4 separate regions of the Homo sapiens genome follow, and all the other regions are linked to region 1. Evidence: chromatin loops called from intact Hi-C (ENCODE). Cell type or tissue: IMR-90. All regions are shown on one strand.

Evidence for each region. A loop is a pair of places that touch in the nucleus more often than their neighbours do. Peaks named below come from ENCODE experiments on the same cell type or tissue, not always from the same donor. Only the 100,000 strongest peaks of a DNase experiment are listed, where the experiment ranks them.
Region 2: it touches region 1 in a loop (2.9-fold over the local background); 2 of 110 quality-filtered maps call a loop at or near these places.
Region 3: it touches region 1 in a loop (4-fold over the local background); 4 of 110 quality-filtered maps call a loop at or near these places.
Region 4: it touches region 1 in a loop (2.7-fold over the local background); 2 of 110 quality-filtered maps call a loop at or near these places.

The regions. Positions count from the first base shown.
Region 1 is chr5:155,940,304-155,948,303 of GRCh38, forward strand. It overlaps a transcript of SGCD not described here. Among named protein-coding and RNA genes, the nearest start is that of SGCD, 380 kb to the right of the region's middle. In IMR-90, a CTCF peak has its summit at 3,712 (motif pointing right); DNase peaks (open chromatin) are centred at 3,738 and 7,568; H3K27ac peaks cover 656 bases.
Region 2 is chr5:156,198,776-156,206,775 of GRCh38, forward strand. It overlaps a transcript of SGCD not described here. Among named protein-coding and RNA genes, the nearest start is that of SGCD, 120 kb to the right of the region's middle. RefSeq lists a silencer at 3,094-3,256. In IMR-90, no CTCF peak of the experiment used is centred here; DNase peaks (open chromatin) are centred at 3,156 and 3,486; H3K4me3 peaks cover 419 bases; H3K27ac peaks cover 722 bases.
Region 3 is chr5:156,638,589-156,646,588 of GRCh38, forward strand. The region is part of intron 6 of SGCD (sarcoglycan delta); the gene reads left to right. Among named protein-coding and RNA genes, the nearest start is that of PPP1R2B, 210 kb to the right of the region's middle. In IMR-90, no CTCF peak of the experiment used is centred here; no DNase peak of the experiment used is centred here; H3K27ac peaks cover 552 bases.
Region 4 is chr5:156,471,435-156,479,434 of GRCh38, forward strand. The region is part of intron 3 of SGCD (sarcoglycan delta); the gene reads left to right. Among named protein-coding and RNA genes, the nearest start is that of SGCD, 150 kb to the left of the region's middle. In IMR-90, a CTCF peak has its summit at 4,487; DNase peaks (open chromatin) are centred at 1,997, 2,937 and 4,607; H3K27ac peaks cover 1,700 bases.

The sequences.
Region 1 (8,000 bases):
GCTTTTCCAGCTCTGTTTCTTTACCTTCTAAATTATGGTTGTTTGGATAGCAGACCTTTAGTAACAGATTTCCTGGATTCAAACTTTGGCTCCAACATATTCTAGATGTGTGAGCCTGGGCAAGTTATTTGACCAACCTGAGCCTCAGAATTCTCTTTGGTAAAGAAGATATAATAAAGTCTGCATCATTTGGGCTGATTTGAAGATTAAATAAATTAATACACATAAAACCTAATATAGTAAGTACTAAAAACATTAACGGCTGGGCTTGGTGGCTCATGCCTATAATCCCAGCACTTTGGGAGGCTGAGGTGGGTGGGTCACAAGTCAGGAGTTTGAGACCAGCCTGGCCAATATGGTGAAACCCCGTCTCTACTAAAAATTCAAAAAAATTAGCCAGGTGTGGTGGCACATGCCTGTAATCCTAACTATTCGGGAGGCTGAGGCAGGAGAATTGCTTGAACTCAGAAGGCAGAGGTTGCAGTGAGCCAAGATCGTGCCACTGCACTCCAGCCTGGGTGACAAAGCAAGAATCCGTCTCAAAACAAACAAACAACAACAACAACAACAACAAAAAAAACATTAACTAGTGTTATTATAATTGTTATTATCCTGATCATTTCATGAGGAGTGTCTTAGTCTATTTTGTGTTGTTATAGCTGAATACCAGAGACTGGTAATGTATGAAGAAGAGACATTTTTTTTTTGGCTCGCAATTCTGGAGGCTGAGAAGTCCAAGATTAAGAAACTGCAGCTGATGAAGGCCTTTGGGTGGCATCATCCCATGTCAGAAGGCAGAAGGGCAAAAGAGTACCAGAAAGCAGGAGAACAAGAGAGAGCCGAACTGACTTTTATAACAAACCCACTCTCGAGATAACTAACATACTCCCGTGATAATGACGTTAATCAATTCATAAGGGCACAGCCCTCATAACCTAACCACATCTTATTATGCCTGATCTCCCACACTGTTATATTGGAGATTAAGTTTCCAATGCATGAACTTTTGAAGATACATTTAAACTATAGCAAGGAGCCACATACAGGAACCCAGTAAGTAGGCACATTTTCCTTGCAAGGTAAAGGGACAGGAAACTATGGATAGTAATTTTGTGGGAACTTCTGTCACAGTTATAATTATATTGCTATTAACAATCACTGATATTATTTAAATAATTATATTGCTATTAATAATATTGATATTAAATAATTATATTGCTATTAATAACCATTGATATTATTATTTAAATAATTATATTGCTGTTAATAATCAATATTATTTAAATAACTATAATTACATTGCCATTCATAATTATTGATAATTAAAAATTTAATTACATTACTATAGTACTAAGGTTTTTCTGAATGCCTCTATGTTCAATACCTCTATGCTCAATGTCTCATACATTCAATGCCTCTATGTTCAAAGTCTCATACATTACTTATCATTACCTATATTATCTCATTTAATCCTTATAATAATTAATTGATGAAAAAAGTCAAGCTATACTATAGGAGGTGAAGTAGCTTTTCTTTAAGACAATGTTTCACAATCTATTTCATATTGTAGCATACTCAGAAAATGAAAATGTATTTGTTGTACACTGGGATAAAATGTAGCAGAAGTAAAAGGCCTCCTAGTGCAGAGAAGGTCACCCATTATTAGCACAATGGCAAAAAATGCTCAGATCTAATGGAGAGTTAGGGGAGGATACTCAAGTCTGTCTGATGTCAAAGTCCATGTTCCTGGTGGGTAACTCCTATTGGAGCAGCCTTCCCACAGATAGCAATGACAAATTCTGCATAATATATTATATATGTAATATAGTATTACACATATACATGAACAGACATGAACTATGTGAAGATAATGGAGACTGGACAAAAGCAAACAAATTGGAGGAGAGTCAATACTTGAAAGAGGGGTATGGCAGTGGATAAGTTTTGTTTTTATAGCATTTATCTATCATCTATGTATCTATGTATGTACGCATGTATGTATGTATGTATGTATGTATGTATGTATGTATGTATCTATCTATCTATCTATCTATCTATCTATTGTCTGCCTACCTACCTAATCAATCACGTGGGCTAAAACCCTCAATCTTTCTGGCATGAGGAATTTGAAAACAGAATTTGGGGCAACTTGAGAAGTTGAAAAGTAGGAGAGAGAGAATTCTAGAAAGGACAGCACAGTAGTGGAAGCCCCAATTCTTCATATAAACTCTTGTCAAATCTCTGGTTGACCCCTAAACTATGCAAGTATGAAGGCTAAAATAATTGAACAGAGATTTCAGTGGCTGCCCAATGCAATGGAGGCAGAATTTGGAGTTTCAATAAAGTCAAGTGTTGGCTAAAATAAACAAATAACAATGACAGAAACAGATTTCAGAGGAACAGAACACAGATAGAAACTATGATGTACAATATGCAGGATACCTATCAAAATTCCTAGACACAGACATATGAACAAATAGGAAAATGTGAAGATACTTAAGGCAATAAACCAAGGCAACCCCAAGATAATCCAAATGTTAGAATTAGCAGCAAGGATTTTAAAACAGGTGTTATAATTATGTTCAACCATGTAGAGTACAATGTGTTCATAATGAGTCATCATAGTCTATGTTCTTCATGAACATTCCATAATGCCTCCTAGACTTTTGTTAGTGTGTTTTCCACATAACAGATTTAAAAAGTGAAGGACAGAAAAGTGTCTTGCCTAAATTATTTGTACAGCTATGATAGAGTTGAGGACAAAGTCCAGGTAATCTTATTCCCTAAGTAGATTTTCCATAGAGGTTAGGAGCTCAGATGCCATAGTATATCTGTCTTGGTTTGAATCACTTACTAGCTATATTAATATATTTAATTAATCTAAGCCACCTTTTCCTTAAATAAATTACTATGAGAACTACACATGCTATTGCATATAAAATGCTTGACAAAAGTGTTTGACACATAGTCCCCAATAACATTTTTGTTACAATCACTGTTGTCATCATCATTATCATGCCATCCTATATTCATATGTGGAATTCTGCTTTATTGGTGAAATTTAATTACTACATTAATTAGTGAAAAGGGAAGAATCTACCCTGGGAGTCTGTTTCTTCATGTATTTATTTAAAATTTAGTAAGCACCTACTTCGTACAAGAAACTGTGCTTGATCTAGGAGAGACATAGGCATATATAAGACATGATGGTTGTTATCAATGGACTGTAATAACTAATTTTAAAAATTAAATAATTTGCATAGAAGGGAAACCAATAAACTCCAGAACTATATTTTTCTGATTTTTCATAGTTGGTATAGATGAGATGATTAAAGTTTCACAGGTGTAATAATCCCCTTAATGTCAGTAACAAATAGTCATCCAGTTCCTCTTTGGGGGTTGCTCAACCCTACAGGAAGTGGAAGCAAATTATAGAGCCACTCCTCTGAAAACATGTACACACCAACACAATTTTGAACTCAAATGTAGGGATTTACTGACTCTCAAACTCTATTTACAGACTCTCCATTGCAGACACCTCTACTTTTAATAATGCAAAACTGGCTCCTTCAAAGTTACCCACTTTACTGTAAAGCAGCCCCTTTATTGTCGAATAGCTCAAAGGTGAGAAAAAACTTCCTCAGAGCTGAAATTTGCATCTTTGAACCTTCCACCTGTTCAGTGGTCCTCCTTCTGTCCTGCAGAGGGCAGCCTGCACCATTCTGCATGACCACAGCCCTGCAAGTATTTGAAGATAGTTTGTTCTGCCTTGGCTGTCTCTGGGCTGAATGTCTCCATTTCTTTCTGTGGTTATTCATTTCTCATGGGATGCAGACCATTTATCAGCCTGATTGCCTTCCTCTAATTGTGCACTAGCTCTGTGAGTTGTTTCCTTTAGTCACACAGTAATATATACTTACTGTAAATTAAGATCAAACCAAAACCCAAACAAAGGAAAAATTATAGGGTTTTGTATGGGGGGATAAAAGTAAATGTGTATATATGTATTACTTAGGCAAATCACATTCTTATGAACGATGATTGTTAAAGGTTTGCAGATGCCATTCCAGACAATGACTAGGCATGTGCTGTGCATTTATCTGTATACACACGTGTTTTTTTCCTACTCAAATTGCACTGTTCTCTAGCTTTTAAAAGCTTAATCTATGATAGACATTGTTTTACCTTAAGCTATAGATTACCTCGTTGGGTCACATGGCATCAAAAGTATAGAGTTGAGAACAGAACACAACATTTTAATTATTTAACTTAGAATCAGCGCTGTTGTTACAGTCATAATAGTTTTATTTGTTCAACAAATATGTATTGAAGACATACTGTGTTAAGTGCTGCGATAAGAACATACACTGTGAAGATATGAACCTTACCCTCAAGAAACTCATTATCTAGTGGCAAAGACAGATAATCTGACAAAAAATGTGGTAAGTTTATGATTGCACTGAATTTGTTTCCAACTTCGGGTCATATTTTCTTCTCCTTGTCTTTGTAAACTAACCTTTAGCATATCTTTTTGAAGTTAGGCTAATCTTTAAATACATGATCTTTTGTCTTCCCAAATACATGCCTTTGAAGATGTAAGAGCCATGCAAAAAAAAATAATAATAATAAGGGAGTGTAAATCTCACCATATAGATGGTGGCCCAAGTGAACAAACACATACCGAGAGTTTTTCTAGATACCAGTGGTTTTATTTGTTTCTGATTTTAGGTACCAAAAATAAACCACATCAACAAATAGATAGAAGTTAAGTTTACAGATAAATTTCCACTTGTTTTCAAGAAGAATTAATATCAGTTAGAACTGTCTACAAATGAAAATTTTGAGAACCAATGAGGTCTGTGTTATTGGATACATTCAAGCAGAGTTTGTAAAACCATGTTAATACTGCCAAATGAACTAACTGGCTTGGAGTAGACATTCAGTAAATATTTGTAGAAGGGATGGAAGGAGAGAAGGGAGAAGACAAAGGACAAGAGGCAATAGGGAAGGGAGAGAGAACTTTTAGTCATTCATTCAAAAATATTTATTGAACATCAACTCTGTGCCTGGCTCTGTGTTAGTTACTGGGAAAACAGTGGTAAGAACAATAGAGATGATCCCTTCCACTCATAGGATTTACAGTGTAATGGGGAAGACAAAGACCAAGTAAAAACATCACACCAACATGCAACTACAAATGATGGTAGGTTCTGGAAGGCAAAAGCCTGAGGAGCTGTGAAAGCATTTGCAGAGGACGGAACTAGCCTGAGGCTTCAGGGAAGACTTCTCTCATGATTTAAGTCTTCTGCTGAGCCAGCAAGTGGAGTGTCCAAGCATAAGTGCAGATTGTGTGTCCGGAGGGTGGTGCCAGGGACCCTCAAGGAATACGAGAAAGACCAGTGTTCCTGAAGCCCAGAAGAGGAGGTGGATGGCGAGATAAGATGGGGCTGGAGAAGCGGCCAGGGACCAGCTCAGGTAGAGCCTTGAAGACCACAGTGAGGAAGTTTTCACCCTGAGGATTTAAAGGCAGGAGCGACTTGTTGTGATTTGCTTTTTAAAATATCACTGTGGCTGCTTTGTAGAGAGTCACCTGGAAGGGTGGATGTGAGGGAACCAGTTCAAGTGGGACAGTACAGTTCAGATGTGACAGGGTGGGAGCATGAAGGGAGGTGGATGGATCGGAGAGATATACGAGGTAAAATGGGCAGAGCATTGTGATGAAACATGGATAGGAAACTGAGGGTACATGCAGTTGGAAGGTGTCAAGCGTGACTCTTACAAATATTCACATTCCACTGGGTGGCTGGTGGTGGTCACTGGGGTAAGAAATGCTGGATTGCAAACAGCGGGTCTGTGGAAGAGAACTCATGATTCCTCTTAGAAGCATGTTGATTTTTAGGCACTTTGAGTCATAGGCAATGTGTTAGGTGTTGTGCATATTTTATTTCATTTAATTATCATAACCACCTTGCAAGTTAGATAACATTTTTCTCATATTATAGTTGAGGATATTGAGGTACATAGAAATGAAATTAATGGCCCAAAGTAATATAGCTAGTTAGGGCAGAGACTGAATTTGAAACCAGATCTAGCTGATTTCCCAAGTCTTTTCTGTTTGTACTATATTTTTCTTGATGAGAGTTTAATTAAATGTTTGCCAAGTGGTTATATGGTTGATAAATGTGAAGACCATTTTCCAAATGGTATTTTGAATCATTAAAAAAAAATTAATGCAAATAGGGTTGTGCTGTCCCCAATCTCCTTCTCAATCTTCCTAGAGATTTAAATAGTCAGAGATTGATACTCCCATCTTAATCAAAGTAAGTTTTCATGCCAAAAACAACACAGTTTCAGTAGTTCAAAAGTTACTGTTTATGTAACTATAATAAAATAATCTTGTGAAATTCCTCAGCCACTAAACTAGTTATAGCATATCTCCAAAATGTGTGGCTGACCAAACCAGCTGGATCACTGAGACAGAACTGTATATGATTTTCCTCCTTTGGCCAGTAGCTCTGGGAAACCGAATGTAGCCATCACATAGGGTGATGGCACATTATAACAATGATGAGGTTGTATGGACTCTGAGAATATTGAACATTTTAAGGGCAGTCCAGCAAAGCCCCTTATTTTTATGGACAAGGGTCATAGAACCTGGCAGGAAAGATCACAAGAGCAGCATAGGAATGGTAATAGATTTGGGCCAGGAACCCAGGTTTCCAGTCTGTGACTCTTCCTATTCTGCCAGCAAACTTCTGTCATTCACAGATAGAGAGATGGGGAGGGAGATATGTGGAAGCATGGATGGACATTCAAGGAAAGATAGATGGGCAAATGTCTTCCCTTTAGCTACTATGGCATTGATGCTTTATTTGTATTTTTTTCACTTAATTCTTGCAACAGTCTAGTGATATAGTTATTATTAGCCCCGCTTAGCAGATAAGGAAATTGACGCTCACATTGTTAGCTTGGTATTATCATAAATACTCTTGTGTGTGTGTGTGTGTGTGTGTGTGTGTGTGTGTGTGTGTGTGTAATGTTTTGGTTTTTTTTTTATTATTAAGATCTTGGAAATTGCATAACAGTTATGTTAATGTCTATACAGTTTTCCTAAAAAAAGATGGAACTTTTTTGGTGAAGAATGAGATTACAGAGGAAACCTTAATAACTTTCCTCAAAGTCTTAGAAATACCATGGTTTTTGGACCCAGACCTGGATAAGAATAAGGCCCATTCACCCACTCATTTCTGATCTCGAGCAGGTTACTTGACTTCTCCCAGGCTCAGTTTCTTTGTCTGTAAAATGGGTATTAGAGTATCCATCTGCCAGAGGGAGAGAAACATCCTAAAGAAGTACTTTTGAAAACGATTGCAATCAAGGTAAGTTAAAGAACAAGCATGGCAGAGATGAAGGTGGGACCCATATTCAACTCTCTGTCTTCTAACTGCAGCAGGTACATGTTTGTCCTGAGCAGAGAGAGCTCCTGTAGTCACTCTGATTTAGTGACTCAGCAGAAGAGATACTGGAGAGAGAGAGATTGAGAGTTCAGAGTTTACAAGCTTATAAGCTCTATGAACTTGCGTAAGACACAAGATCTCTCTAAGCCTCAAGTTTTTCATCTATAAAAGTGAAAAAAAAAGGACTTGCTTCATAGGGTGATTATAAAGATTTCATCATATGTTTAAAGTTCTAGCCTGGCACGGTGGCTCACTCCTGTAATCCCAGCACTTTGGGAGGCCAAGGCAGGCAGATCACCTGAGGTCAGGAGTTCAAGACTGGGTGACCAACATGGTGAAACCCTGTTTCTACTAAAAATACAAAAAAATAGCCAGTTGTGGTGGTGCATGCCTGTAGTCCCAGCTACTTGGAAGGCTGAGGCAGGAGCATTTCTTGAAATCTGGAGGCAGAGGTTGCAGTGAGCTGAGGTGGTGCCACCGCACTCCAGCCTGGGCGACAGGGTGACATTCTGTCTCAATACTGCTACTACTAATAATAATAAT
Region 2 (8,000 bases), 260 kb after region 1:
AATTTCAGGGACTTGAGACACATTTAGTATAATAGATGTGTTTAGAGTCAGGACTTTCCAGCCAATGGTGGTTTTTATTTTATTATTATTATTATTTGATTTTAGAAATGGAATCTTGCTATGTTGCCTTGGTTGGATTCAAACTCATGGGCTAAAGTGATCCACTCACCTTAGCCTCCCAAGTAGCTGGGATATAGGTGCATGCCAACACACCCAGCTCAATGGTATTTGAATAATTATCTATTCGACATGAAGAAATAAGGTCATATATGCAAAACTCTAGCCCTAAACACATGTAGATACACACACCTACACACATACCTTCGCACCTCAGTGAAGAAAACATCATGAATCTGAACCTTCTGCCTGTAGAGTCTGTACATGGTCTTTAAAGATTTCTCAACACTTAGCTTTAGAGCCATTTCAGTGAATCAAGAGTTCAAATAAAGCTATCTTGCTTTTCCTCAGCTAGTCTAATCACTTCTACATAACAGCAGCAAGTTGATGCCCAAAGAGGTCATTGACTTATTTGCTTTGGCTATTGGCCCCAAATCAGGCATCTGACAATTTTCAACTAAAGAACAAAAATAATGTCTTCTTCACAGAATTGGGAAATAATAAATTCAATCAGGCATGCAAGGCCCTTTACATAGTGCCCTACACATACTTGCCTCTCAGGAAATGGGACTTAAAAGGCAGGTTGCTGTCTCACCAACCTCAAACTCCATTGTTAGTAATGGTAGTAGAAGCAGTACAGAAGAAGGAAAAAGGGACACTGAGATAGGCGTTTGGAGACTCCCTACTCCAAGTCAGACTTCCATCTTTTGGCTTTCTCTGCTTTGGCAAACTACTTCTTCTTGCCTTGATTCCTTCCTTTTTAAAATAATGGCATTAGATTAGCAATAATTTTGAGTGTTTATAGATCATTCACTCACCAAAAATCTATAAACTTCACGGAGGCAGGCTTTTCTCTCAATTTTGCTGCAGCATTTCCAGTGTCAGACATGTATTTGGTGCTTTATTGCTGAATAAATAAATGACTCATCAACTAATAAATTCTGTAGATCTTGCCACCCACCCAGAGAAGCTGTATATTTAAAAAGTTGTGTCCACTCTTAGGGCCTCATGGACTTTAGGTCACTGGGCCTCAGGTTAGGAGTATATCACCTACAAATTTTCTTTTACTTTTAATGTTCTAGGAATCTACTAAAGGCCCTGTTAACATAGTGTGATGTAGAAGAAATCAAAGACACAAATAAATATATTTCTCATACTTATAGCTTGGAAGACTTAATATTGTTAAAATGCTCATACTACACAAAGTGATCCGTGGACTCAGTCCAATCTCTATCACAATTCCAGTGGAATTTTTTGCAGAAAGAGAGAAAACATCATAAAATATATATGAAATCTCAAGGGACCCTGAATAGCCAAAACAATCTAGAAAAAGAACAGAGGTAGAGGACCTTCTCTTCCTTGCTTCAATACATACTGCAAAACAGCAGTAATCAAGATGTTGTGGTACTGGCATAAAGACAGATACATAGACAAATGGAACAGAATAGAGAGACTGGATATGAACCTTTGCATATATGGGCAAATAATTTTTGACAAGTGTGCCAAGACTACACGAAGGGGAAAGCACAGTCTCTTCGATAGATGATGCTGGGAAAACTGGATATACACATGGAAAAGAATGAAGTCACCATTACCTTATAGCATTTAAAAATTAACTCAAAATCAATTGAAGACCTACATTAAAAATGTAAAACTATAAACCTCTCAGAAGAAAACATGGCAGAAAATGTTCAGGACATTGGAATTGGCAATGATTTCTTAAATATGAAACCCAAAGCACAGGCAACAAGAGAAATTGGAACCCATTATGCAAACTAGTATGGAGGCTCCTCAAAAAGCCAAATATTTAATTACCATGTTATGATTCAGCAATCCCACTTCTGAGTATATATCGCAAAGAATTCAAAGCAGAATCTCAAAGACATATTCACACACCTATGTTCTTTGTAGTTTTATTCACAATAGCTGATACGTGAAAGCAACCCAGATGTCCATCGACAGATGAATAGATAAGCAAAATGCAGTAGAGACATACAGTGGAATATTATGCAGCTTTAAAACAGGAAGGACATCCTCTTACATGTGTTGTAATATGGATGAACGTCGAGGACATTATGCTAAGCAAAATAAGCCAATCACAAAAGGACAAAAAAGTACTGCATGATTCCATTTAGACATGAAATATCTAAAATAGTCAGAATCATAGAAAGTAGAAAGATGATTGCTGAGGGCTGAGGCAGGGAGAAGGAATTATTGATTGATGGGCGTAGAGTTTCAACTTTGCAAAATAAAAAGTTCCAAAGATCTGTTGCACAACAATGTGAATACATTTAACGCTACTGAACTGTGTACATAAAACAGTAAATTTAATGCTATGTAGGTTTTTAACACAATAAAAAAGTAAATAAAATGGTATAATGGAGCATGACACTCAAGTACACAATGACATATATCACTGTTATTTTTAAAACAGTATGTTTGATATTTTGAAAAACTGAGGAACAGAAAGTATCATCTTTGTGCAAGCTGTAGCCCAGAACATGCTTTCAGTAAACATGCTGACATCTTTCTTCACTCCCACTGTAGCAATGAGCAAAGCTGCCATCATAACACAATGTCAAGATGTCTTACGTTGACATTAAAGTGTAACCATAGGAGGTTTTGGTTGGAGGCCCACGGTTTAACAGAGAAACCAGTTTATGGCAAATTTGCCAACATCATAGGACCATGGACATTGCAAATGAGTCCAGTCTAGGAGGTAAAGCAATGAGTGTTTCCTAAGGGGAAAATGTGTTACTAAAATCAAATTAAAATCGAATGAATGCCTCATGCTGCAGGAGGGAAGAGGACAAGCCCATAATTCCCTAGTTTTTTTTTTTTTAATCTAATAAGTGCTTTATCACTTTCAGTTTTCTCAGCTCGAGCCAGGGATATTTTGGAGTTATTATGACATTTGAAAGAATGCTGAGTTTTTGATCTTGTCAGGACTGAAAGTGCTTTATAAATGTCAGAGTTGGTGTGTGGGAATCTAGGGCACAGCTCCAGTGTGTACCTTGTGAGTCAGCTAATGAGGCCACAGGAGAGCAGCCATCTGAGCAGCTCCCTGAGTGGTCCTGACTTCCAAAACAGCTTTCTGGTCTGCTCAGCAAAAGAGTTTCACGTTGTTGTTGTTGTTGAATTGCGAATGAGTATTCAGGTTTAGATTAAGTCATTCCCAGAACTCTCATTGAAAACATTTCTAATACTCTGGTTGCCTCTTTGTTGGAGGGAAGATAACCCACAGGGGGTTCTTTCTTGGCCTTTGCCGTTAAAGTGATCTCTCCATTGATTGTGGCCCCACTCACCACTTAACTCCTCCTGGATGGTTTCCTTAAACTGGATTATTATTCTTTGACTCATCAGAATTTAGCAATGTTCTCAGTGTAATTCACAGTATGTAATAGTAGGCTTTACATAAATACTTACTCAGTGAATGAATAGAAGCCAGACTGTTTTACAATTTTAAATTTGGCCATGATTCTGATGTTGCTTATATGGCCTCTGATTAAATGGGTCTGAGCTTCACTACGGCCTGTGAGATTATTGAAAGAGGTGTTAGGCTAATGATAAGCCTTGCAGTTGTTATAGTTTGTTTTTAGCACTGAGATTTCTTGACCCTCAATGATCAAAGAAACTAAGGCCATAGAGAAGCATTCATACTGGAAGAGACAGTCAAAGTCTCTTCTAAAGCATTTCATTTAGAGAAAAGTTATTGGTTCCAAATAAGGTGACAGCTCCCAGGTTTTGAAGATGTAGATCAACTGACTGCTTCATGTAGGGTCTCACAGGGGTGTCAGAATCAAGGCACAATGGAGAGTACTCAGTGTGTTCATGAAAACGCAGTGGAGTAGCAGAGGTTCCTTTTTTTTTTTTTTTTTTTCAATTAAAAAGACTGCAGTTTAAACCTGATTGGAGTTAATGCAGTTGGGCATGGACAGGGAGGTACCCTGTTTCTGTATGCCTCTTGTGACATAACAGTGTTTCCCAAAGTGAATTCTAGGTAAGGCTGATTGTAAAGGTTTTAATTTTCTACAAAAATTGAATTTTCATAGGCAAGCAAGTTTGAGAAATACAGGTTTTAACAAAGTAAGAATTATTAAAGCTTTGATATACTTACATGCCTTGAGACTCTGTCAGATTTGAAAGGATGCATCATATCCCAAAGATTTTAATCATAAAACTTTTTAAATTAAGAATATCCCAGAATTAGTGTTTTATAGAAGCCATGTGGGGAAACTATACTCTATAATTTGGAATGCAAATCCACATGTACTTTTCATTAGTGCCTCTATTTGCTGTGGCATTTTCTGTATCATTTGTTCAATTATGTTATATCTGTATCCTCTTTTTGCAAATCTTTAACTATTTGGATATTAAACCTAGATTGTAGGGACTTACAATTTAAATTCTTCAAGATCACCATAAGAATGAAGACCACAACATAACAGTATTTTCTATTGACTGCGCAAATAACAAACTACAAAGGCATTGTTCCTATGTAGTTCGATATTTGAGATTGATGAATAGTGGCATCAAAGGATAGGTTTTGAGACATGTACTTGATTGCTTGCATGGCTATATCATTACATATTCTTAGAATTATAAAGGTATTTAATGATTGTATGTCCCGACCACTTATTCATTTATTCTTTCATCCCACATTTACTGAACTGTATTACTATGTTCCTGACACTGTGCTTTATACTATGGAAATAAAGATGGATCATCATCTGTATTCGTGTCTGATTTGTAAAGTCCCTCAAAATAATTTATAGACAGTTCCTGGAGACTTCTAGCTGGAAATGAGCTTTCTTTTCATCCATTAAGACTCTGAAAAGGCCAACTGCTGAAATAACTTGTCCAATATTACAGTTAATTAGCGGCAGTGGAGAAAACAGGACCCAGATATTCAGGATCTAGGCAGTGCTCCATCCAGTACTATGACATAGCATAAACATGAGGAGGTAATTTTTTAAAACCAATGATTGAGTTTGTATGACTGGGAATAGAAATTTTTCCAAGTTGGAAAATATATTGAGATCTTAATCCAGTGAATATTTATTGCATATGTATCATGTGCTAAATATTATTTAGTGTTTAAGTCCAAGTTCTCATCAAACTTATATTCCAGTGGCTTCCATATTGCTTAAGACTAGAAATATTGTTTAAATTCATAACTACATTGATGGTTATTAGAGATACCCATAAAAGCCAAGAGTGTGGTTGTGGAAGGTGTCATCCCATTTAGTGTTTTGTTTCTTTTCCTGACTTACTCCTCAACAAGTGTTACTGGACCTGCAGCTCCAGAAGAAAAACAAGCTTAAGAGTGAGGAAATTTTCTCCCTTATGGGGTGGCCAGCACAGAGCTTTTTGTTATGTAGTAAGAATAATACTCCAAAATGATGGTTATGGTGGTGACTTTGTAGCTCATGTGAATCAGATATAATTAATTCACATCATTTCTTGAGGGCTTGCGGTGTGTATATTGTTATATGCTAAGTATGGTGGGTGATACAAATATATATATAAGGTATCCTAGTGAAAGATGTCACAGTTTAACTAGTTTAGCCAACACACTCATACACACACACACACACACACACACACACACAATATCATGTGAACTAGAGTGATTTTTTGATTGATACTACATGATTACATGCCAAATGAATGATGTAGGCATATACGTGTCAGCGTATGGGATCTTGGCAAGTTATGTCACCCTTCTCAGCCTCACTTTCTTCATCTGAGAGAAAGGGGTGATAACAGTATCTCATGAAATTGTTGTGAGGAATAAATATAGTTATATAGCTGCTCATATGGGGCACATTATGTAACTGGTATTAAACAAACTGGTTTGTGTTTTTCTTTATCTTCACAATTGGAGAGGCAAGATCACAATGAAATAGCAAGATGTAAGTCGTAAGTAGCTACTTAAAAATAAGTGGCAGAGGCTTATAATTCGAGTGTAAACTTTTCTCCACTGTGTTATCTGACAATGAGTAATGTAGGAATACAGGTATTGCTACAACCGTGATCTCAAAAGACCAGAGAAATTGTCACAGAAGGCACAGAGATGTTGAATCTTGAGATATTAGCAATGAGATGGACATATATTATTTTCACCTGAACAATATCAATTGCTGTTTTGCTGTTTTTCTATAATAGCATATAGATTTTTACTGTGGTAAACTGCCCTTCCTCCATCAGAGTGGGAGGTAAATCAAAAGCTCATGGTGCATTCCCAAAACAGACTTCAGAACTTCCAGACACCCAGACTTCCTCTGCTTATCTGGTCACTTTCTTTCTGAAAGCCTTGAGTTTTCAGGGATACTCCATGATCCTGCATTAAATTGCTTTTATGGGTAGGCTGGTAAGAGTTAAGATTCTTTTGTTGGAAGCTGCAGAAACAAACTAATACAGGTTACAGTTGACATAAAATAGTAGCACAAACAATGGCAAATAAATGAAGAATTACGAGACACAATGAGTAGATAAGACTAATAAAAGGCAATGTTTATGCTGAAGAATAGTAGAAGAGAAGCTTAGAAAGGTTGAATTAAGCTAGATTGTTGCAGATTTTGAAAGACAATCATACAGGCTGTCATCGTATAAGACAATAATCTGTTGTAATATCAGAAATCTATTGAAAGGGTAAATGGCTATACATTTTATCCTATTTTTTAGTGTCTGTGAGTTTTCCAGCCAATGTACAGAATGTCCTTGATATCTGTAGACTATATCTTCTGAAAGTGCAACTTGGATATATATACTTTTCCATAAAGGTACAGGATAGTTACTTCTACCTAAATGAAATACAGCAAATTCCTAACACTTTTATGTCAGTACCTTGTTAACATCAATAGTCCTAATCTCTTTGTATGTGGATGAGGATAAATTGTACTTGGGGAAATACAGTTATCTAGGAGTCAATGGGATTCTCGTCGTCCTAGCTCCATTACAGATGAGGTAAATGAACATGGACAACTGCTTAAGCATCCCTAGACCTCTGTTTGGTCATTTGTTCAAGGGAGATGACCTGTCCTGCCATGTCTATTTTTCTATGTTGCACATATATGTGTGTGTATATATATATATTTTATATATATATATTATATATTATATATATCTGTGCACATATACAAATGAATATGTGCATCTATGTCCATATATATGTAGACTTACTCATATTTAGCCATACTTTGTACTCAAAGATCATGCATGATATATATTATTTTATACCTTGGTGTTTTTACCCAATGGTATATCTTGAAAATGACTCCAAGTTTTTCATAAAAATGTGTGAAAATTGTTTTGTACTTCAGAATACTTCATTGTGTGTACGTACAGTGGTGTGTTCAACCAGTCTTCTGTGGCTTGGCATTCGGGGTTTTCCCAATATTTTTTGGTCACAATTAATACTACCATGAATAAGTGCACATGTTGCTTAATTATTGTGGACATATTTTTTTGGATAAAACACTAGATTTTTGGGTCATAGGATGAATATATATAGAGTATTCTTAGGTATTGCAAAATTCTTCCTAGGGATTGAAGCCCTATGCAATTCCACTAATAGTGTATGAGGTTACCTGTTTCCCTATGGCCTCAAAAGCATAATTTGTTTTTGTTGTGAAGCTCTTAAATGTGGCCAGTCTGATCAATAAGAAATGTAAACTTTATTATTAATTAATACAAGACCAGTGTGGTTAAATGGCTTTATGTAACATCTTAAAAATTAAAGTTTTACCAAGGCAAGTATGGGACACCAAGGCATTTAACCAGAAAGATGTAAAAGTTAGATCTTGTATACTATAAGTTTGGCAGTGAATAATTTTTTTTTTCATTCAAGGAAGGGCTGCTTCTTTGTCTCATTTTTTTGA
Region 3 (8,000 bases), 700 kb after region 1:
TAAACACAACCAGTGAGTTGAAATTGTTTGTTATACTGTGCAGTTTTATTTACTATCAAAAACGATGTACTCATAAGAAACTGAAATGAAGTTGCTTGCTGCTTGGATGGTTCCTTTTGTTTTTTTTCAAGTTTTGGCTTAATGATACACTGAGCATGAGTTCCGGTCTATTGGTTTCCAGAGTAGAGTTTGCTTAATTAAACTACTTGTCTCTTCATATCTTGCCAGGATGTTTTTATACGTGAATCTTAAATTGCCCTGCAGTTTCAAATTCTACACAATGTTTAAAATGTGTACTTTGATGGTATTGCCAGTTCAGTTAAATTGTTAGAGTTTTCAAAAGAGAATGTCTTATTTTATCATTCTCCATTGTTAACCTTCAAATTATTGAATGATACTCATTTATCTTTCTGGCTTTACTGTCTATTCTTGTCTTCATCACTATCTTTTATCATAATAAAATATATCTACCATCTATTTTGATATGCCAGACATGTATAGCATTTTATGATATATTACACTTTAATATATATGTAATATATCTCATATATACATATGTGTATATGTGTATGTGTATATGTATGTGTGTGTATATACACACATATATAGTCACTAATCCTCACAATAGGTTTATGAGAGAAGTACTACTATTATTCCCATTTCACAAATAAGGAAACTGAAGCTAGAAGAAGCAAATTAACTTGTCCAGTATCATATTCCTCTTCACAGTCTTCATGGAGAACCCTGAACTTTAACACTCTGTTTTCAGCATTCACATGTGTCAAAATTCCCAGCCTAGATGAACCCAAACATCCACATTATGTATGCCTGTGTTCAGGCAACTGAACACATGCACCTCTGTGCAGCCTGTGCCACGCAGCAGGCTGGTGCCTATATAAAAGTGTGGTTACTAACCACCGCTAGGCCTTCGGTATCTGGTACCCAATATCCAATACCCAGCTACCTCATGGTATTTCTCTTGTCAAAAGGTTGTAACTCTTGCTATATTCATTTCTTCACCTTTTGCCTATTCTTGTGCCCACAACAGTCTGCCTTCAGCTTTTGATAGAATGTCTCTTGAGATGTGTCTTCCATGTTGCCAAATTCAGTAGACTTTTCTATTCCTCTCCTTAATTTCCAGCACTGTTTAACACAGATAAACTGTTCCCTCCTTCTTGAAATACATACTTCTTTCTCTTGGCTTCTGTGTTACCCCATTCCTGGTCTTCTTTCTACCTCTATTCTCATGTTTTTTTTTTCATTTTCCTTTGATGGCTCATCCTTCCATACTCAAAATTTAAATGTTGGAGTCCCTTAAAATTCTGACATTGGCTCTCCTTTTACTTTTACATTACTCTAACCATTGCTTGGATCATATCACCCTTCTCTTAGTGTCCACACTTATCTACCTGCCAGTGACTCCCAGTAATAGCACTTCCCCAGCAAAGCCTTCGCAGGTCCTCTGATGCTAGGCTAGCCCCTCTGCTCAGTGTTCCATCAGCTTCTTGTACTACTTCATAGCATTTACAACAGTTTCTCAGTCCTTTTTCCAATAGTGCTCTTCTGAGGAATTTTTCTTCAGGCTTTTTTCTTTTTCTTAATCACACCCCTCCCATGAAATCTTACTATCATAGATATACTAGATATCCGTTTATGTACTATGTGAAGTGTGCATTTATATAGCTGTTTATATATCTATATATTGCTATACATCTCTAGATATATATATACATTTGTGCTTTATACATAAATACAGTAAGATTTCTTTTGCTTCCCAAGAACCAGTTTTTGCCCCCTTGAAGATAACATCACCCCCATTGAAAATGCATGATTTACAATATCTGTTATTTTTAAAAATGGATTTAAATATTTTTTGCAATATCCACCTGTGTTGCTACAATAAAACTTATTAAGAGCAAAGATTATCTTCTTACTGAACATTGCCTCAGCATTGTGCCATTCACATAATAGGTACTTGTTAACTATTTATAGACAACAAATATTACAACAGGCAGAATGGCTGTAGATTTTATGTGCATTTTTAAATTTTTTTCTTAACTTGCAATTCCTAAATAAGAAAGCCAGAGCCTATTTTCCCCCACAAAATCATGTCTGACGTAGGCTCTACATAAATATTTGTTGAATGAATTAATTTTATCTGTACTTTTTGGATAAGAAGAATCTGTCCTGATTCCTAAAAAGAAAATATTTGGTATGTATCCTAGAAACTATTTGTAATGACTACAGATGTTTTGCATTAGAAGTTTATTAAATGCCAGCAGCAGCCTGGGGAGACACAATGGGATTAAATCACCTCAAGTGACTATTTCTACTGAAAGTTACTTTCTAGCATCTGTGTATTGTTCATGTCTGGGAAGATTTTCAGAAGCTGACAGCCACCTTCCCTGTGCTTAATCCTGACACTTGTGGAAACTCTGCATCCTCGTTGATCACTCAGTTCATTTTAAATCTTTGGTTAAACATAACGCAACTCATTTCCTTAAAAAGAATTTTTCACTGCCTATTACTTTTAGGAGAAGGCCACAAATTCATGTTAGGAATTAAATACAAAAATCTCTGTTTCTAAGGCATTTCCTGTGGTTAGTTGTCCCATAACTCACTCTTCTACAACTAACATATGTGCTGTAGAGAAGACTGGTTTGTAGGAAAATGGGTCTCAGATATTAAAGAGTATTTAAATATCAGATTGTAGCCATGTTTACTAGCCTGGACTTACAGAGACAAAAACTATATCTCACATATGTTGGAAATCTTTAAACAGTGGGAGCTACATGAAGATACCTTTAGCTAAAACTTTGGAGTAACCAGAAAATTATCTTGCACAGAAGATAGTGTTCATTACTCAAAGAATTATTAGTTTATTCATAATTTTTCAAAAATATTCCTGGTAAATATCATGGGAGATTAAACTTTCATTGTCATGGTTCTTGCTCCTTCCTAAGAAAAATATAGTTGGATTCAGAGCAGCTTCCTTTATTAAGTAAAGGCAATTTCTATTGTGACTTAAATATCAAATACTAAAAAAGCTGGATATTATTTGTGGAGTATAAAGTTTTAATGGGCATGGCTGGCTTTGAGCATTAATCACTTGGCTTTGACTGTCTATTTCATCTCCTCCCGTGGGCCCTGTGATCATCCTTCAGTCTGCTTGTCCAGCACATCACCAGATCCCATTAGTTTTTCTCTTAAATATTTCCTCAGCCATCCACTCTTCTCTATGCTTACTACCAATCATATGATCCCATCTACCACCATCTCTCTCCTGGCTTCTCTTTATTCACCCTTGCCTTCCTTAAGTGTCTTTTCCATGACATAATGTCTCAGTCATTCTGGGCTGCTATAGCAGATACTACAGACTGGATGCCTTAAAAAACAGAAATTTATTTTTTACAGTTCTGGAGGCTGGGGAGTCTGAGATCAGGGTGTCAGCATGGTCAGGTTTGGTGGGGTCCTTCATGTTGGCTTGCAGACATCCATCATCTTACTGTATCTTCACATGGTGGAGAAAGAGCACTAGTCTTTTTCTCTTCTTCTGAGGATGCTAATCCCATCATGGGCACTCTACCCTGATGACCTCATCTAAACCTAATTATTTCCCAAACGCCCCACCTCCTAATACCATCACATTGATGGCTAGGGTTTCAACATCTGAATTTTGGGGGGACACAAACAAGTAATCCATAACATGCAGCTACAGTGATCTTTGGAAAATGCCAGGTTGATCAAGTCAGATCCCCTGCTTAAAACCTTCACTGTGGCCTCTGAGGCTCTGCAATCCCTGAGCCAAACTTTCTCTCTAGTCTCACCACATGATATTCATCTTTTGCTAAGAATGGCCTAGCAGCATCAGTCTTTTTTTTTTTTTTTTTTTTTTTTCCAAGACGGAGTCTTGTTCTGTCTCCCAGGCTAGAGGGCAGTGATGGGATCTCGACTCCCTGCAATTCCAACTCCCGGGTTCAAGCAATTCTCCTGCCTCAGCCTCCCAAGTAGTTGAGATTACAGGCTCATGCCACCACACCTGGCTAATTTTTGTATTTTTAGTAGCGACAAGGTTTCATCATGTTGGCCAGGGTGGTCTCAAACTCCTGACGTCATGATCCGCCTGCCTCAGCCTCCCAAAGTAATGGGATTACAGGTGTGAGCCACTGCGCCTGGCCCAGTCTTCTTTATTAATGGGAATTTCCCAACTGTGAAGCGTTTCCATAGTCTTTTCTACTGCTACATTCAGCTCTTGACTACTTCAGTTCTAATTATTTTTCAAATATCAGCAAAACTTCACTTCTTTAGGAAACTTATCTGCCAAACCAGGTTGTGACTTCAAGTTTTATACTTTCAAAGACATGTTTCTTTTCTTTATCACTACTATATATTTTCATTTCTGAGATTAATTACTAGGTTTTTTGGGGGGTTTTTTGTTTTTTTTTTTGTTTGTTTTTTTTTGAAACGGAGTTTCACCCTTGTTGCCCAGGCTGGAGTGCAAAGGTGTGATCTTGGCTCACTGCAACCTCCACCTCCCGAGTTCAAGGGATTCTCCTGCCTCAGCCTCCCGAGTAGCTGGGATTACAGGAATGCACCACCACGCCCGGCTAATTTTGTATTTTCAGTAGAGATGGGATTTCTCCATGTTGGTCAGGCTGGTTTCGAACTCCTGACCTCAGGTGATCCGCCCACCTTGGCCTTCCAAAATGCTGGGATTACAGGTGTGAGCCACCTCGCCCAGCCAATTACTAGTTGTTTAAACCAATTAGTGTACACTAGTGGAGGATACTATATTATACCGTGAGCTTCTTACCTCTTTGCTTCACCACTACAGCCTCCTGCTTGATACAGATTTATTAAGTTAATTGAACTTTGGGTTCACCAACATACTGTGCTCCTCTTCTGGTACACAGAGTTTATCTGATCAGTTATATCTAGAAAATAATAAAATAACAGGAGCGGAAGAAACCTTAAAGATTATGTAATCCACCCAAATGGAGAAATAATACTAAAGGGAAAATTGTCAAAGGCCATGCAATGCATCTGCAAAATTAGAACCGAAAATCAGGTTTTTGGTTTCTCAGTATTTGGGTGTTTCAAGAAACAAAATTATTTTTCTTCCATTTTCTTATCACCATTCTCTAGATTGACTTCCTTTCTCCATTTTATAATCTAATATGGGTATAAAACTATATCCTTATCTTGTCAAGTAAAATATCATTGTTATTAAAGTTATCATTCAGGTTATATATACCCAAGCAATGTGAAGTAGAAAACTGACGTTTTTACCTCAAACCTTATTCATCAGATATTTTAACTCTGCCTTTTGAATCTATTGAACATTTTGCCCCAAGGTTTAAACCCAACGATGATTTTTAGTTCATATTCATTAATACAAAAGCACTAATCATAATTATATCAATATTAATCATGTTCATCAGGAAAAAATTTACCAAAGCAAACTCTGTTAAGCTAGTTTAAATTCTTAAACAATTTTCTAAAGAGTACACTTAAGTAATTTCTGATTTTTAAAAGAACGCTTCTTGAAATTCTTACTTTTGAGATCAGTTCTTCATGTACAAGAAGTGATTCATCATAAATTTTCTTTATCAAATTTCACGGATGCTATTTGCTGTCCTAGTAATTTTTGTGTCTAGTGTTTCTCCCAAATCCAATTTTTGTGTGTCACATTTTGCAAATCTGTATTTTTCTTTCAGTATTTAGTCCACAGCAATTTTAACATGTATATAGTTTTAGGTAATTAGTCATTTTTCATAAAATTTAATTTTCTCAGGTCAGTCTTTGGAGTTTTAAAGAATTACGCGTTTTTAGGGCTTTGATGTTTTAGTTAAGTTTCATTTTTGCTCTCTGCCATTTTATCTATTACGAGATTTATTTTCTGGTTATTATTTCTACCTATTAAATGCAGTTTAAATTGGATAAAAGTCTGTTCCTTTTTTTTTTTCCTTAAACACTGAGAAAATGTTTCGCAATTTCCTTTCATAGTACAGGATTATTTTTTCTTCTCATTAGAAAAAAGAGGTTGCTAAAGGCAGTTATCTGCTTAGATAAGATTGTACACCTCATAAAATTTTAGATTTGGGGTTAACAGTTTAACTCTGATGCTTATCCCTCATTTAATAATTGGGGAAATCCAAAACCAGAGATTTTTATCTGACTTGCCTAAGAGCATAGAGATAGGACTAGATTTCAGGTCTCTTGACATCTGGGACACTTTGAGTCAAAAGTATGACAAAACTGAGATCTGGACTTGAATATCCTTTCTGGAGAGGAGAAGCTGGTTTTTTATTACTTATGGCAGTGGAGTGCATTTGAGATTTTTTTTTTTTTTTTACAAGTTTACTCCCTACCTGTGCTAGGAGGGAAAAGAGCCCTTGAGCTCATCTTTATGGTGATTCAGAACACTTTAGATAGATCCTGTCACATGCTTTATAAGTTCCTGATTGATTCTATGGAATTAAGTTATTGGGCAGAGAACCAGCTAATGGAAACACATTGATGAAATCATTTTTGAGAGACATTAAATTGAACTTAAAATAAAGCTGAAATGGCTTTATGGATTTTTCACTCAAACTGTTTATGAACATTTATTGCCAGTAAATTATATTGTGTCAAAAGAGGGAATCAGTAGGTATGGTTTTAATAGAAACCTTTTTGAAATAATAAAATTGAGAATAATTCATTATCTGAGAAAACAGAGAGAGGATGGGATGGGGAAATTCATCCTGAAGGATGTTTGTCTACTCTGGAGCTTCTGGGAAAGTAAACAATGGTGTGAAAATCAGAAACCTGATAGCACTTGGAAAGAAATGGCCTTTTTGAAGAGTATTAATATCTCATCTCATTATAGATGTGAATTGTTTTGAGAAGAAAGGTGATTGAGGATTTAGCAAGCATTACTTGATGGTATAAACATTGATATTTGCTCATAGCTCATAAAAAGATGAGCATGTAAAGGAGGGACTTAATCTGCTAAGGGAGATAGTCTAGAGGAGTGATCAAAGGCATCAGTTTTAGAACAGAAAGATTAGAGTTCAAATCCCACCCCTCCGACCCCTTACTCAGTCACCCCTCCCACTTCCACCTAGTTGTGTGACCATAGGAAAAATTTCCTGACTTCCCTGAGCCTCAAAGATACTAATAGTCTCCACTTCATAGGGTTATTCTGGTGATCAAATGAAAAACTAGAATATCCAGTACTGTTTCTAGTTCATAGAAAATGCTTTAAAAATGTTATTTTTGAAAAAGTCATGGAAGATCTGGATAAGAAGGATGAATAAGAATCATAAACATTATATAATATTACTGCTGGTTGCTTTGTGCCAGAGATCTCATTCAGCCTTCCAAGATTCCTGGGAGATAAAGGTACTATCAACACACTTTCTTTTGAGAGAGGGAAACTGAATATCACAGAAGTTGAACTTCATGCCCAAGGTCACTCAGCTAATGAGTGGCTTTGAAATCTTCCCCTAAGAAGTCTTATCAATGAGTTTGTCCTCCAGTATGTGGAACATATGGACCCCCACTGGCCAAAGCCCAGCAAGAACATAATCAAAGGGTATTTGGTTGGACAATGGGAGCTGAGTGAGTGGGAGTTGAGGGAGCATGAGCATCTTGTTCTTCACTTCCTTTCTACATCCAAAGCCTGTCAATCATTTGCCACCGCTGCCTGTCAGAACCTATCTCCCTAGATTTTGCTGGCTTGCCATTCAGTGGGCACCAGCTTAGCCTGGCATTGAGAAAGCAATAATTTAATACTCCCATAGAAGCATCAGTACCATTTGGAAATGAGTCTAGTAGAAGCCTTCGGAACCTAAAGTCAACCTGGCTATATCCCATATAAGACCTTGTCCCTGCCTACACAGAGCTTAAGATCTGGATGACAGAACACCACACCATTCAAAAGCATGTTCTTTGTTGAATATAATGGAGCATTTCTAGATGTTATAACAATGTAAGAGGATTACAAAAATTCACAC
Region 4 (8,000 bases), 530 kb after region 1:
AGAACTAATAAATTGAATAATAGGACAAAATATAAAGTCCAGAAATTGACTCATACATATACAGTCAACACACATACCGTCAATTGATTTTTCTATGAGAGTGCTAAGGTCATTCGATTTGAGGAAATAAGGCATTTTTACAAATGTGTAGGAAAAAGAAATTTATTTTAAAAGAACTTCAACCTCTACCTTACACTATACAAAAAATTAATCTGAAATAGTTCATATACTAAAATATAAAAGCTAAAACTATTAAACTGCTAGAAGAAAACATAAAGAGATTATCTTTATAAGTTTGAGAGTCAAATATTTCTTAGGACATAAAAAAGCACTAAACATAAAAAAATTAGTTAGACTTTCTCAAAATAAAAACTTCTCATCAAAAGACACCATTAAGAAAATGAAAGGGCACAAAAGACTTAGAGAAAAAATATACATACACAACGAATTTATATCAATAATGTATAAATGATTTGTATAATCAAGAATAAAAGACAGTGATTTTTAAAAGGGCAAAAGACTTAAACACTGCACAAAAGAAGATTTATGAATGGCCAATTAAGCACATGAAAATGTCCTCAACATCATTACTCATTAGGGTTATTCAAATTAAAACACCAACTAGGTAATTTTCCATACACTAGAACAGCTAAAATGGAAAGATTGACTAAACCAAGTGTTGAGGATATGAAGTAACTGAAACTCTCATACCTTGTTGCTGAGACTGTAAAAAAGCGTAACTACGTTGGAGAATTGTTTGGAATTTTCTTAAAAAGCCAAATGTATACCGATCTTATGACCCAGCAGCTAAAAGAAATGAAAACATATATCCAAAAAGGGCTTTCAAAAGAGCATTTACAGCAGCTTTTTCATAATAGCTGAAAAAATAGAAATAAATATTCATCAACAGAAGAATGGATACATTTTGGTATATTCCTACTCACCAATAAAAAATAAAGAACTAATATATACAATGACACAGATAATTTTTTTTTCTTTTCGAGGCCGAGTCTCACTCTGTAACCCAGTCTGGAGTGCAGTGGCATGATCTCAGCTTACTGCAACCTCTGCCTCCTACGTTCAAGCGATTCTTGTGCCTTGGACTCCCAAGTAGCTGAGATTACAGGCATGAGCCACCACACCCGGCTAATTTTTGTATTTTTAGCAGAAATGGGGTTTCACCATGTTGACCAGGCTGGTCTCGAACTCCTGACCTCAGGTGATCTGCCTGCTTCTGCCTCCCAAAGTGCTTGGATGGGATTACAGGAGTAAGCCACCATGCCCAGCCATGATACAAATAAATTTTTTAAAATGCTATGCTGAGTGAAAGAAACAAGACACCAAAGAATACATACTGTGTGATTCAATTTATATGAATTTCAAGTACAGATAAAACTAATCTATGTGATAAAAGAGAAATGTTTGTCTATGGGATTAAGAATTGACTAAAAGAGATAGGAGGAGACTTTGGAAAGTGACAATATTAGTTGAAATGGTGGTTTCATGAGTGTGTATGTTTATCAAAATGTTATAATCTATGTATTTCACTGTATATAAATTTGCCTACAGTAAAAAAAATAGCTGGTAGAATTCAAATGTTATCTAACATAATGTACTTAATTTATCCAATGCCTACATTGAATAATTACAACTAGGAATTTTCATCTCCAGTCTCACGAAAGAATTGAGTGACTATTTCAGCCGTTTGCCTCTTATTTTACCAACTGTGCAATACTTACCACCTGTACTTAATGATATACAATGTTCCCATCTCATCCACAGGAGATAAGTTCCAAGGCCACCAGTAGATGCCTGAAACCACAGATAGTACTGAACCCTATACAGATGCTCCTCAAGTTTCCATGGAGATACCTCCCAACAAAACTATCATACGTTGCAAATATTATAAATTAAAAATGCATTCAATACACCTAACTTACCAAACAGCATTGCCTGCGGATACACTGACAAAGGGATGATTCATGCAGGATAGAGAGGGACATTGTGAAATTTCATCATGCTTCTCAGAATGGCACACAATTTACAACATATGAATTGTTTACTTCTGTTATTTTCTATGTAATCTTTTTGGACTGCAATTGACTGTGGGTAACTGAAACCACAGAAAGAAGAACCATAGACGAGGGGACTACTGTGTGTTTTTTATAAATTGTTTTCTTTGAAAGAGATTGTAAACTCCTTGGGAGTGTCATCTGTATCAGTGGCTCTCAAACTTTAATATACAAAAGAATTACCCAAGGACTTTATTAAAATGCAGAATTTCAGGCTTCACCCTGGGGATATGGTGATTCATTCGATTTGGCATTGATCCACGGAATCTGTTTTAAGGAGCAATCGAAGTGATAATCCACTGACCACCTTTTGAGAAAAAATGATCTATATTGTATTTGAATCATATCCACAAGGCTTGAGTGCTGTATGTGTCAAGAAGTAACCTATCCGATAAATAAATTAGATGAATTTTAATACCTTTGATACCAGTTTTCAACTGTAGCTGTTTTTTTGTGTGTGGGTTTTTTTTTTTTTCTGGACACTGTTAGATAGCATTTCAGGAAAGGATCCTAAATTAAAAGATAATTTTCCCCAGCCCCTTCATTTTCTCCAGTGGGGGAGGGAGAGCACTTTGTCTCCCACAAGACACTTGGCCTGTCTATAGATGTTTTTGTTTATCCCAACATGGGTAGGGGTTGGCATGGCTGGCATTTTTGGGTAGAGGCCAGAGATGCTGCTAAACACCCACAGGACAGTCCCCATGAAAAAGAACTATCAAGCCCAAAATATCAATAGTGAAAGATGGAAAAACTGTAGGATAGTCTTTTTGGAATTTAATGAACCCAGATACTCCTCAGAGTGATTCAGCCTTGTGCAAGCACCGTGTGTCAGGATCTCACCCAGGCACTCTAGGCTGTGCTATGCACTTATGCGTACCCTTCCTGGCCTGGGACCTGAGGCCTGGCTGCTGACGCTCCTTTCCTGTAGGTAGCTTGTACTGACTCCTTAGCGCTTCTATAGCAGCTTGTCTCATTTCTTTGACAAAGCATCTGCCAGCAGCAGGGCAGGGAGCCCTGAACATGGGCCACTCCAAGCTTGCCGACAGCTCTCTTTAGTGAGATTGGAGATGCTCCAGCTGGTCACAGAAAGAGGCAGCCAGCTGGGTTTGAAAGGAAAACAGATTTAATTTTGGTCCCCATTGAAGCAGAAACCAATCTAGAGATGTGCCTGCTCTAATTTGGAATTCTTAAAAGGATAATTGGGGAAACAGGTAGAAAAAGAACCACATAACCCAGGATATAAGGAAGGATGGATGCCCAGTGAGTGCCAGAGTTAGTTTGGCCTATTTTGCCATGATATTAGGATGGGATTAACTTGATATACGTGCATTGGATCTCAGTGGTTCAGCACTTCCTAGTTCTTGGACCTTGGAAATTAAATAAACTGCTATAAGCCTTGGTCTTCAGACTACAGAATGGCAATAATAATGATGCTAATTCCATAGGGTTGTTGTAAAGACTAAATGAGCTAATGCATGTAGAGAAAGATTTTAATGTAGTGACTGGCATATAATAAGCATTAAGTAAATAATAGCTATTAGCCATTATTCTTCTGCACCATTAACCTGCAAAATATGCCAGGCTCCACCAGCCTCTGACTATTCAATAAGTCCCCTTCTACCCTTTTATACCAACAGTATGTTGGCACAAACTATCCCTGCTTTAATAACTGTAAGTTAGCCATTCTCCAAGATACCCATTCATTATTTTTTATCCATTACAGGGTCTCTCCCATGTGCCCACAAATCAGTCTTTCAGCTGCAGCCACCATTATCCCTGACTAATCTTTCTTACCTGAGCTGGCTTCCCCTCCCCACAAACCCATTTGCAACTGTCCCTGCTCTGTCATAGTGACAGTTCAGACTATGGGTCCTTCCAAGCTGCTGGTGTTGGGGAGGTCAGAGTCCAGCTGAGATTCATGCAGAAGAGAAAAAGTATCTGCAATTCTGTCCCTTTTTGTAAATAGACCACAGCACAGTGCATCTCTTATTTAGAAATCTTTGCTGACTGGTTCTATCATTTTGTTCCTTTAGCCCCTGTCTCCAAGAGAACCTCAGTCTAGCCAAAAGATAGGAAGGAGGAGACAAGATACTTTGTAATTCCTATTTTCTCCCCGAAGCCAACACTTCCAGCCAATACTTCTAGCAAGCCTGCCGCTAACCAAGTAAACACCCCCAGACAAACCAACAGCTGCAAACAATTCCTGGAGAGTTCTTCCGAAGTGTATATTTCTTTGATGGTTTCAGGCCCCCCAACTCAGCACATTACAAGGAATTCTATTAGAATACTAGAGGATCAGGACAGGGTCCCAAAAGAGGAGCTATGAAGCACTTGGAGGGGAAGGAGACCAAACCTAGGGAAGGCAGAAAGAAAAGGAGAAAAATAAAGATGTGGAGGACAGGCAGCACATTCCTTGCAGCAGGGTGCATTGGAGCTTGAAGGTTAAGCTTCCCAGGGCTGCAGAGTGAGAAATCAGGGAGGGAGGCAATTGTCTGCTTTGTTTTGACTTGCCGTGGCTGAGGGTAACAGTCAGCTGTGACCTCTTCCTCATGACTAATGCTGAGCAGGCTTGGCTAGCCTAGGTTCCCATGTAACTTATCATTAAGCCAAGCCAAGAACTGGACAACATCTAAGTAGTCCCCTACATGGCTGTTTCTGGGGGTATAGGAGAATAGCATGGAGATTTGTGGGGATCCTGCAGGCCTGTCAGCAACCTCCAGTGCAGTTCTGGGGGTCTACTTTTTAACCAAGTAAAACAGTGAGTTTTCAGTTAATCTCTGAAAAAATTAGTAAAATCCACAAAGTAGTGAGAAAAGAGGACATTCCAGAAAGGAGCTGACTGTGCATAAGTGAGAGCGGCCGAAGTGGAAGCAGAATTAATTTGACAGAGGAGCTGAGAGGGAGTGAATTAAAAGAAATAAAAGATTCCATAATCTTTATTTTTTACCTGTAACAGCTAGAAAGACCAAATTCTAGTACAGTCATTCTTTTTAAACATGGCCATAACAGACTTAAAATTTAAGACTTTTAAAGCGAAGCATTTGAAATAAATTGTGAAATCAGGGCATAGAAGAATTATATCTGAAACTGGAGAAAAGAAAAAATGCCTTCAAGAAAATAGGGCATAGTATAATGCTTCCGTAGCTAAATGTTGCACACAAGGGAATTGGAACACAGTGAATGGTAAATCCCAAACCTCTTCAGCAAGATCATTGTAGAGGAAAATTGTCACCTGAGGGAGGAACCCATCCAGGCTGCTTCAGTTATAACAATGACTCTGGGAATCCTAATCAGGTGTCTGATAGGTAAACTAAATCCTTGCACTTGAAAAATACACCTCCAGTCTGGCTGATATTACCCATCTAAGTCACAGGTTTGTCTTGAAATAGATCTTAGCGCTGTGATCTCAGCAGGGATTTCTTCTTTAGAGAAAGATATTTTATGAGCCTAGAAGCAGCTTTGTTGGAACTCACAATATCCTTGAACTGCAAGCAACAGCAATTTTAGACAGAGCGTTAATTCAGTGAATTTCAAGAGAAAAAGAAAAAAAAAAAAAAAGGAAAACCCATACAGTTGTCAGTGCTAAATGAACTGAAAAGCAGTTTGAAAGAGCATTTCAGAGTCAGTGCTTTCTATGTTCTGTTGTTATGTTTAAGGAATCCTTTAGTATTGTCGAGCCCCATTGAGTAGAATGGTACCAACAAAATATGGTATTTGTTTAGATATGTATGTTTTTATATAATACTTTGGGAGATCCGGTACATTGAGCAAGTGAGACTCACAAGATGCAACCAGACAGTGAGGTTATTCTTCCAAGTACAATATAACCCATAGAACCCACTCCTTATACTCAGCATTTTTCTCATCTTTGGATAAACATAGGACAGGCCCCATGACTTTTCTGGCCACTCTTAGATAATGAGGAGTCATCTGACCAATTTGAGTCACAAACAATCTCATTTCAATTATTCTAGACAGAAGATATAAAAGGAAAGGGAAGTATTCCTTGGCTAAGTACACTTGTAGCTGGTAGCAGTGTTCTCTGCACTTGGCCTCTATTAAGGAGACTTTCTGTCTCATGAGGGACTTTGCAGGCATCTCTCATGAGCTGTTGCCTTGATGGCAACAATAGAATCATCCTGGTTTTTTATAGACAACACAGCTTAAAAGTATTTGAGCAAAAAAAAAAAAAAAAAAAGTGATGTCAAGGTCATAGGCACTTCTTCTGAATTTTGTTTTAATGATTTGAACTAATAGTAATGGAGGTAAAAGGTAAAATGGGCAGCTAAAATTTTCCTTTCAATCTATTATTTTCTATGTCATTAGGTGCAAAATGCAGCATCTCTACAAGAATATTCTCTGGAATGTGGGTTCCATGAATGGTTAACAGTAGAGAAAAAATAATATTTTTATGAAATGCTCATGGAATCTCTGGATCAAACTGTCGTCACCATTTAGGCAGTGCAGGAAATCATAAAGAATGGAAGGAGTGGGGAGGGGAATGGGAAATCCTGGGAGAACAATCAGAGGGGGAGCATTGGTCAGTGGGAGCTGGGTGCTGGAGTCAAGGGTAGGGTGTTGTATAGCATTTCTCGCCCTTACCTCATCTGTTAAGTAGAAATAATGGTTCCTACTTCAATGGTTATGGCTGCTTCATGTCAAGTCAAATTTCTTTATTTTCATTACTTATCTTTCTGTAATTTCTGAGTGTACTGTCACTAAGATTGATAAGGGACCTATATCAGAAATTCGAGTGGGCTCCTTTCACCCAGCCAGGAGTTGAGCTCAGCCTCAGACCTCAAGGGCAGTCACTGATGGCGTTAATGCCCCACCAATGAGGTTCTTTTGAGATCAGGCACCTGTGCAGGTGGCTCTGCTCCCCCTGGGCTACTCTGAGCCACACGCATCTTTGTGAGACCTCTTGCGATTACTGAGTTGAGCTTTCAGTCCTGAAAGGAATCCATGGAGCTATCCTACTCAGCAATTCTGTCGCTTGGTGTCTGTGTTTAAGCAGTTTGGGGGAAACAACAGGCCCTCCATTCACCTTCTACATCTGGCTGAATCATTCTCCAGTTGACTTTTTTTTGTTTTTGAGACAGAGTCTCGCTGTGTCTCCCAGGCTGGAGTGCAATGGTGCAATCTCAGCTCACTGCAACCTCCGCCTCATGGTTTCAAGCAATTCTCCTGCCTCAGCCTCCTGAGTGGCTGGGATTACAGGTGTGAGCCGCTACGCCTAGCTAATTTTTGTATTTTTAGTAGAGACGGGGTTTTGCCATGTTGGCCAGGTTGGTCTCGAACTCCCAACCTCAGATGATCCACTCACCTTGGCCTCCCAAAGTGCTGGGATTATAGGGCTGAGCCACTGTGCCCAGCTCAGTTGCCATTTTTAGAAGCCAAACCCTACTACCTCTTAGTCCTTTCTGGTAATTCAGCCAGCTCCTCTGATTGTCTTTCACCTGAGAGCCAAATCGGCCCACTCTCATGTTTTATTTGATCTTGTCAGTGTTGGGAGGGGATATATGTATACATACAAAAATTTAACATTAAGACACTTTTAGATTAAAAAATATAATTCAAGATTCTTTATTTATTTTTATTTTTTTCCTGAGACAGTCTGGCTATGTCACCTAGGCTGGAGTGCAGTGACATGATCTCGGCTCACTGCAACCTCCACCTCCCAGGTTCAAGCGATTCTCCTGCCTCAGCCTCCTGAGTAGCTGCGACTACAGGCACGCACCACCATGTCTGGCTAATTTTTTTTGTACTTTTAGTAGAGACGGGGTTTCAACATGTTGGCCAGGCTGGTCTTGAACTCCTGACCTCAAGTGATCCAGCCGCCTCGGCCTCCCAAAGTGCTGGGATTACAGGTGTGAGCCACCACACCTGGCCAGATTTCAAGATTCTTATCAAAGATATTTAACTGGAGCT